Regions from separate parts of the Homo sapiens genome. Here region 1 is linked to region 2. A link is a loop called in an ENCODE intact Hi-C map of the cell type or tissue named here. Cell type or tissue: Calu3. All regions are shown on one strand. Each heading gives the region's core, and the rest is flanking DNA. Links, peaks and the distances in the headings are about the cores only.

Region 1 (4,385 bases), core at 225-4,224, 350 kb after region 2:
ACAGCCCTCTATTGTTCTAGGAGCACAGAAACCTCCTGTGTGGGCGGCGGGTGCGCGAGCTAGAGGGAAAGATGCAGTAGTTACTGCGACTGGCACGCAGTTGCGCGCTTTTGTGCGCACGGACCCCGCGCGGTGTGCGTGGCGACTGCGCTGCCCCTAGGAGCAAGCCACGGGCCCAGAGGGGCAAAATGTCCAGGTCCCCCGCTGGGAAGGACACACTATACCCTATGGCAAGCCAGGGTGGGCGACTTCCCATGGATCGGGTGGAGGGGGGTATCTTTCAGGATCGGCGGGCGGTCTAGGGGAACAATTCGTGGTGGCGATGATTTGCATAGCGCGGGTCTTGGGATGCGCGCGGTTCCGAGCCAGCCTCGCACAGCTCGCTTCCGGAGCTGCGAGCTCAGGTTTCCACCCCCGATCCCCCGGGCTTTCCTCGCACCGCTGAGCCCAGCTTGTGGGGTGCACTCGACCAACGCCCGACAGGGCTGGGGAATGTGACAGGCAGCAGGTTCACCCGGGCTTGGGGAGGGGGAGTTTCCGCTTTGACAGCATTTTCCTTTGCCGTCTGCTGGTGGATTCCTATTCCCAGTCGGTAATCGCCCCGCAGTGTTGATCTAAGAAGGTAAAGAAAACTAGGTTTCCCTGCAAAGAGCCTCCCCCAAATCGGCGGACTCCGGATACTTTGAGTGGATTTAGAAATTTATGTAATCTTTCTCCTTTAGTTTATTTTTCATCCTCTCCTACAGTTTTCTCTGATTTGCTGTTGGTTCGGGGCAAGATAAAGCAGCCAGTAGAGAGCGATAATAATAGCGGCGGGAAATGAACTGGAGACTGGCTGACAGTTCTTAACATTTTGTCATAGATCCCCCCGAATGTCCCAGGCTGTCTCTGGTGGGTTTTAGTACCCGCCGGCTTCTTGGGCACCGGGGACCAGAAGGAACTTGGCAGCTGGTCTTAGGGGTACAGTTAAAGGCAGGATGACAGCTATTCTCCTGCTCATCTCAGAGCGCTGCCGCCCCCTCATGCCGGTCGCGCAAAGAACACAGCTTTTAAAAAACACGTGCCTTCTGCCCATATAGGTCTGAAAGTGATGAGGAAAGTAATGCTTCGCCTATTAGCGAGTTTCAGCTTTTAAAATGATCCCAAGCGTTGCTGAGATGAGAAAGCGTGGCATCCCGGGGGTCCTCAGCCCCACCCGCGCCCATGGTGCAAGTCTGCAGGGACAGGCCCGGGACAGCACTGCCCACGCTGCTAGATTTTCCGCAGAGGATCGCTGAAGCTGCCTTCGTGGGAGACAGAATGCCTCCTCCAGCGAGTGGAAAAGGCCTGCTGAGGACCCCGCTTTGCTCGAGCATTCAAATGTGTGTCTGTTTTATTACCCTGGGTTGAAAAGGGACAAGAGCTTTAGCCTTTTTATCTGGCCATTTTATCAGCAACTACAAGTGTGTTGAGTGGTTATTATTACATAGGAGGCTTTTCAGTTTGGGGTCAGTAGATCAGTCTCTTCAGACACTGATGCAGAAGCTGGGACTGGTAAGTAGGTATTATGTGCTCGGAGCGCTAGGGGACAGGAGCAAATGGAGAAGAAAAGCGGAGGCTTTCTCCGCCCGGAGTATCGATCGGAATCCCCGCCGGTACGCCGCAGAGGGCCCTCGCCGTTGGGCCCCGGGGGTTTAACAAGCCCAGCCGCTCCGCAGGCGGCTCGGCCGGACTCTCAGACCGGTGCCTGGAAGACACCGTCCCTGCCCCCCTCCCGCCAAACCTGCCTCTTCTCTTTCTCTCATAGGTTATAGGTTCCCTTTCTCTCTCATTTTGGCCCCGCCCCCGGGTCCTGCCAAACAGCCAAGCAGGCCGGGGTTTAGGGGGCTCAGAATGAAGAGGTCTGATTTGGCCAGCGCCGGCAAAGCTCACCCTTAGGCGAGGTCACAACAGAGGCAGGTCCTTCCTGCCCAGCCTGCCGGTGTAGTCACAGCCAAGGGTGGCACTTGAAAGGAAAAGGGAGAAAACTTCGGAGAAATTTAGATTGCCCCAACGTTAGATTTCAGAGAAATTGACTCCAAATGCACGGATTCGTTCGGAAAGGGCGGCTAAGTGGCAGGTGGTTGCAACCCCGCCCGGTCGGGCCTTCGCAGAGGTTCCCCAAGACCAGCCCTTGCAGGGCGGTTTTCAGCAACCTGACAAGAGGCGGCCAAGACAAATTTCTGCGGGTTCGAGCACACACTCTCGGGCGTTGGGCCCCAGAGACCTCTAAACCAAGCACAAACAAGAAGGGAGTGAGAGAACCCAGGCTAGAACTTGCACGGGCATCCCACTGAGGAAAAGCGAGGCCTCGGTGGCAGGCATGTTTTCTTCCGACGCCCGAAAATCGAGCCGAGCGCCCGACTACATTTACTGCAGAGGTTTCCGCCTCCAGTGAGCCCGGATCCCCCAGCGGCCTGCCCGGAGCTGGTCTCCAGTCCCCGCCGTAGTCCGACGCACGGCCCTCTCCTGGCAGCAAGCTCCCAGCGGCCAGTCTGAAGCCAATTCTGTTCAGGCGGCCGAGGGCCCTTAGCCAACCCACCATGATGTCGCCTGGGCCACCTGATGCCCGCAGCGGCGGGACACGGCCCGGGCAGTGCGCAGTGGCTCCTGCTAGGGGCACCGCGTGCGTGCTTGTCTCCCGCTGCGCCGGGGACGTCCTTGGGTGACACGGGCCGCTGGGCACCTCCCAAGCCGAGGAAACGGACCCCCTTCGCAGAGTCTCGCGCCCACCCCCCAACCTCCCACCTCGTTTCTCGCTGCTAGGGCTCCCGACTCAGCCCACCTCTCCTGGCGGTTTAGTTAGGGATCAGAGCTGGAGAGGCTGAACGCAACCCGTGCCAGTACGGAACAGACGATATGTTTGCCTGCTAGCTGCTTGGATGAATAATTGAAAAGTTCGCTGCAGTCTGTGCTTCGTCAAGTCCCGGGTGCCGGGAGAACACCTTCCCAACACGCATCAGGGTGGGCGGGAGCGGGCAGAGGAGGCGGGACCCGAGGGAGGAGAGTGAACCCGAGCAGGAGAAGCAGCCCAGGCAGCCAGGCGCCCTCGATGCGAGAGGCTGGGCATTTATTTTTATTCCAGGCTTTCCACTGTGTGGTTATGTCACTTTCTCAAACAAATGTGTATATGGAGGGAGATCGATGCTGATAATGTTTAGAAGATTAAAAGAGCATTAATGCTGGCAACAATAACGTAAACGTGTGGACCCAGATTTCATTGATCTGGAACTTGATCCGGCGCGTTTCCAGTAAGCCCGACGGCGCGCTCTTCCCAGCAGAGCGCTCACCAGCGCCACGGCCCCGCGGTTTTCCAGCGGTGCCGCTTCGCCAGCTCTGCGCGGGTTCTCCCGTCTGACCGCAGCTCCTCCCCCGCGAGGCCCCAGCCCGCCTTACTTCCCCGAGGTTTTCTCCTCCTCTCGCGGGGCTCTCTGCCCTCTGCACCCCCTCCCCCGACCTCTGCACCACCCGCCCCTGTGCGCACACACCGCTACTTGCGCTTCCGGCGATCCGCCTGGGCGGCTGGGTCCGCGAAGCCAATGCGCTGAACGGTGCCCGAGTCTTCCTAACTATCCTGTGCTTGGCCGTTGCCACTGGGCCCTGGTGACTAAGCCCAAGTTTGAAAATGACGTGGCTAAAGCTGCCTGCTAACGGCAGAGCTTAATCAGCCGCAGATCCCCTCCTATCCTCATCGGTTCTCGTACTAAAAAGGCTCACGCGCAGACTTTTTACGCAGGTGCATTCGTTGGACAATTAAACGTGGCCCTAGTAACAAAAGCCTGAGCTTCATCCCTCCGAGTAGCAGGCTCTGCGCTGGACTGGTCGGGTCTAACAGGGAGAATCTTGTGTCCTACCTTGGCTGGGACAGGAAGTAAGAGAAGCAAACTGGGGAACCCCTGCCCCACCCCTTCCCACCCCCTGGACGTCCTGGGCCGAGGCCCGGGTCACTGGCCCATCGCGGGTAAGGAGGTGTCCTGTGGAACACCTGCATTGACTGGAAAAGAAAGAACTTTAAAGCTCTTCCTTCCCGCTTGTGGGGGACACCACCACACCCTGCCAACCACTCCCCTGGCCAAATGGTGGCTTGTTTTTCCAGAAGGAGCACTAAGGTGAATTTTATGGAAAAAAAATAAAAGATCAGGGACCTAAGTGGGAGTAGGATGAGAACTAATTCTTCTGGGTTTTTTTTTTTTTTTTTTGAAATTATGAATCCCACCTGTTGAAGAAGGCTGAGCTTTTCCAACAGCGGGTATCAATCGGGAGGGAAAGCAGTGTTTTCCAGCCCTCTCCAAGAACAGTAATTAATAAGAGGAAGGAAAAGAGAGATGGGAAAGCAAATCGTGCATTGTTCTGCTTTGAGTTGAGGC
Region 2 (4,385 bases), core at 283-4,282:
CCCAGGAAATGATGCTGTAACCTTACGATAATGATCCTACAGGAAATTCATATGCAAATGAAGTGCAAAGTAATTAGAGTAATTAGTGGCAAAGCAATATGTGGTTCCAACAGCTCTGCCTTGGGGGGCTGGCGAGGAGGGGTGGAGATTGTGTTGCAGCGAAGACAAAGAAGAGAAAACTGAGTTACATAAAAAAGAGAATCTGTGTGCCTGTGAAGCAGACAATAAATGCACACATACATGAACACGAAAAATATCTGCCAGTGAAGCTCTTTGTGGAGAATTGAAATAGGGCAATGTGATTATGGTAGGGTGGCAATTTGAGATTAGATGATTAGGGTATCTGAATTAATTTTTAAAAGTTTTTACTTACAATTAAACTTTGACACCAGGAGCTCTGCCTTATGACCACGTTTGAGAACCACTGCAGCAGGGAGTATAGGAAATGTGGCCATAATAGGACATTGCCTGTTGCATAGCAAGTCAATACACTGACACCGAGGGTTGCAGCAGAGAAAGTGTTTTAGGATGGGCGCGGTGGCTCACACCTGTAATCTGGCACTTCGGGAGGCGAGGAAGGCAGATTATTGAGGTCAGGAGTTCGAGACCAACCTGGGGAACATGGCAAAGCCCTTTCTCTACTAAAAATACGAAAAAAATTAGCCAGGTGTAGTGGTGTGCACCTGTAGTCCCAGCTACTTGGGAGACTAAGGCAGGAGAATCACTTGAACCCAGGAGGCAAAGGTTGCACTGGGCAAAGATCATGCCACTGCACTCTAGCCTGGGTGACAGAGCGAGACTCTGAACAACAACAACAAAAGTGTTTTAATAGTAGGTTAATGAGAGGAAACCTCAAATTTGCCTCCCTGAGGAGTTTGGGGCTAGGTACTTTAAGGGTTTTGAAATGGGCTAAGGTGTGAGAATTGTGAATTGGTCAAAGAATGCAGGGTGAAATCATGGGTCAGGGTGACAAAGAAACTACATTCTCAAGCTGATTCAGTCCCTCTGTTGGGGTCTTCAAACTGGTTGGCATCAGCCTTTCCAGGGAATTCAGGTTCTGAAGAACATCTTAAGCAATTCATCCTACCTATAGAAACAATACGGATGCAAATGGTCAGTCCTTAGTGCGATGTGACTTTTGGTTACAAGGAAGTGGGCCACAAAATGTGGCCTGATTAATGCTTAATTATAACTATATTTCAGAACCTGGCATGTAATTCTTATTAAACCTGTGAGGACAATTTCAGAAACGCAAGATCAAATCCAGCCACCTGAGGCATTGACCATCTCCTAGGGGAGAGAATCAGAAAGCTTGTAGAAAGTGCTCATTGGACGTGGGATGGAGTAAATTCAACAGGGTTTATCTGAAGATGCTTCTTTAAATCATTTTTCCAAGCCCTCTTAGCCACAGCCTTCTCGGTGAACCAGGAGAATTTCATATTTGTTGGCATTAGCCCCTCAATTCTGAAACTATCTTGGCAAAAGTTATCATAATAAGAAAATCTAACATAGAAAAATGAGGACAGTAAGAGAAATCTGACATAGCTGACTCCATCTTGCTTCTATCCTCTCAGCTGTCCTTGTTCATTCCTGGGCATAAGCCAAGCTAACATTAAGAGGAATTTAGTTTATAGTTTAACCTTAAAGCAGAGATGATAATAACCCTTTCCCACACTACCCCCTCCTTGCTTGGGGACTGAGATTACCTTTGTAAAATTAACAAATTAGTCACTAGGTTAAAATTACGGCTCAGGAGTCATGCAGACAGAAGCTGCAAGATTTCTAACCTCCCCAATGGCTCCTATCGATAACATTACTATTGTAAAACCTAAGACTGGTGTTCAAGGTATTTTTAAGACCCTGCATTCTGATGGACCTGCTGGTATCACACAGTCTGATAAACTGGCTTAATTAGTTTTGTGATTCTATCCAGGAACTGAAGACAGCAAGAAGCCAATTTGACTCCCGATGATTTCATTCCTAACCCAACCAATCAGCATTCCCCATTCCCTAGCTCCTTGCCTACTAAATTGTCCTTTAAAAAACCCTAGACTTCAAATTTTGGGGGAGATAGATTAGGGTAATAACTCCTATCCTTCCTGTCAGTTGCCTTGCAATAATTAAACTCTTTCTCTACTGTACTAATACTGTCTCAGTGAATTGGGCTTATCTGTACAGCAGGCAAAAAGAACCCATTGGGTGATCATAATTCTACGAGGATAGCTGGGGACCCCTGCCTTAAACACTAACAGCTACCTGACAATCCTTCTCTTAGAGTCCAGACACATTCTTTTCTGTATCCCGTGTTCCAAATCTACCAAGCATCACAGGCAGTGGGGTGGAGGCGAATTGGCACACCTCAGATTTGCATAATAATAACTAGCTCTAAACTCTGTAAAAAATGGAAAATGACTTCCAGGAGTCTCAGGGAATAAAGAAATGCAGACATTTTGTGGGGGATTTGGAGTCCTTGCCACTTCGTCCTTCACTTGCATTCTTTATACATTTCTAACATTTTCTTTACTTGGATTTTAAAAAGCAAAGATGCCTTCTTTCCTCAGCTGCCTCCTCACTAAACGTTTCCCTGGTGAAGGTAGAAGCCTCCAGGGAATGAACTTCTCGGGAGATAATGACATCAGTCTAGAAATATTCACACTTCCCGGACTGGGTGTGTTAGTGGTGAGGGTGGGGCTGGGTGTGTGAACCAATCAGTCAGGGAGACCACAGGGCTGGGGGCGCGGGGGGAGAAAGCTGAGGAGACAGGCTGGAAAGGAAGCATTAGATGGGCACAAGGGAAGAAGTTGGGGCCCTATATCCCTGTGGCAGGGTCGCATAGAAACAGGGCCTAGGCTGGACGTGGTGGCTCACACCTGTAATCCCAGCACTTTGGGAGGCTGAAGCAGGGGGATCACCTGGGGTCAGGAGTTCAAGACCAGCCTGGCCAGCCCCACTCTACTAAAGACCATCCTGGTGAAACCCCGTCTCTACGAAAAATACAAAAATTAGCCAGGCATGGTGGCAGGTGCCTCTAGTCCCAGCTACTCAGGAGGGTGAGGCAGGAGAATCTCTTGAATCCGGGAGGCAGAGGTTGCAATGAGTCGAGATTGCACCACTGCATTCCAGCCTGGGCGACAGAGTGAAACTCTGTCTCAAAAAACAAAAAACAAAACACAACAAAAAACAAAAAACAAAAAAAAAAGAAAAGAAAAGAAAAAAGAAGCAGGGCCTAGCACTCAAGGTCTCCATCATCTTATTTTGTTGGGGTGGAGGACAGGGAGAAAAGGAGCTGGTCAGACCCGTTCACGTTCAAGTGGCCACAGGACTCTCTGGGGTGATGGAAAGTTTTCCTCAGAGCTGGAACCACCCTGCTCACGGGGAATAGACCCAAAAGACTTCCCAGGATCCTGGGTTCTGATGCACTGGGTCTTGAAGGTTGGCAAGTCCTCACTCTTCAAAGTGTGGTCTTGGACCAGCAGCCCTGGCATCACCTGGGAGCTTGGGTGCTGTGCAGAATCTCATCAGATCCGCCCCAGAGCTGCTGACTCTGAATCTGCACTTCAGTGAGATCCCTGGGGAACTCAGAGTGCACTGGAGTTTGAGAAGCATGTCTGCAGGTGGCTCTGCAATATCAGACTTCCAGGTTTTAATCACAGGATGTTTACTGAACCGGGTGCATGTGTTATGTAATTTTGTGAGTATGCACAGAGGCAAGATGCTAGTCCATACGGTAAACGACTAGAGCATTGGATAACACTCACGATGTCAAGGAAAAGTTTTTGTTTGTTTGTTCATTTTGAGATGGAGTCTGTCTCTGTTGCCCAGGTTGGAGTGCAGTGGCGTGATCTTGGCTCACTGTAATCTCCGCCTCCCAAGTTGAAGCGATTCTTCTTCCTCAGGCCCCCGAGTAGCTGGGATTACAGGCATGCACCACCATGCCTGGCTAATTTTTGTATTTTTAGTAGAGATGGGGTTTCACCATGTTGGCCAGGCTGGTCTCAAACTCCTGACCTCAAGTGATCCACCCACCTCAGCCTCCCAAAGTGCTGGGATTACAGGTGTGAGCCACTGCACCTGGCCAAGGAAACAGTTTTATGGATGGTTTATCCCTCACCACAGCATGCAGGACAGGGCCACTGGTCCATTAGGGACCCACAGATCATCTGCTTGTGGTCTCCCTGCCTGCCCCTGCCCCATCACTGTGCTTCCCAAAGTCCGCAAACCAACACACCTTCACTCTTCTCCTAGTCTGTCTTGCAGCCAGGTTGATTATGTTTGCCTTTTCAGAAATGTGCTGCTTCTTAATGATAAAAAATTAGGACATGAAAGGAAGGGGCAAAGGTGAAGAAGGTGACCCAGATGAATGACACACTCGATGTCACTGTTTA

Evidence for each region. A loop is a pair of places that touch in the nucleus more often than their neighbours do. Peaks named below come from ENCODE experiments on the same cell type or tissue, not always from the same donor. Only the 100,000 strongest peaks of a DNase experiment are listed, where the experiment ranks them.
Region 1: a loop joins it to region 2, with 3 times the contacts of the local background. A loop is called at or near these places in 1 of 110 quality-filtered maps.

What each region holds. Positions count from the first base shown.
Region 1 is chr18:57,438,046-57,442,430 of GRCh38, forward strand. The region is part of intron 1 of ONECUT2 (one cut homeobox 2); the gene reads left to right. Among named protein-coding and RNA genes, the nearest start is that of ONECUT2, 4.9 kb to the left of the region's middle. RefSeq lists enhancers at 1-85, 842-1,597. In Calu3, for the core only: no CTCF peak of the experiment used is centred there; DNase peaks (open chromatin) are centred at 1,796, 2,546, 2,996, 3,436 and 1 weaker place.
Region 2 is chr18:57,085,501-57,089,885 of GRCh38, forward strand. No RefSeq gene overlaps it. Among named protein-coding and RNA genes, the nearest start is that of LINC-ROR, 16 kb to the left of the region's middle. In Calu3, for the core only: no CTCF peak of the experiment used is centred there; a DNase peak (open chromatin) is centred at 2,711.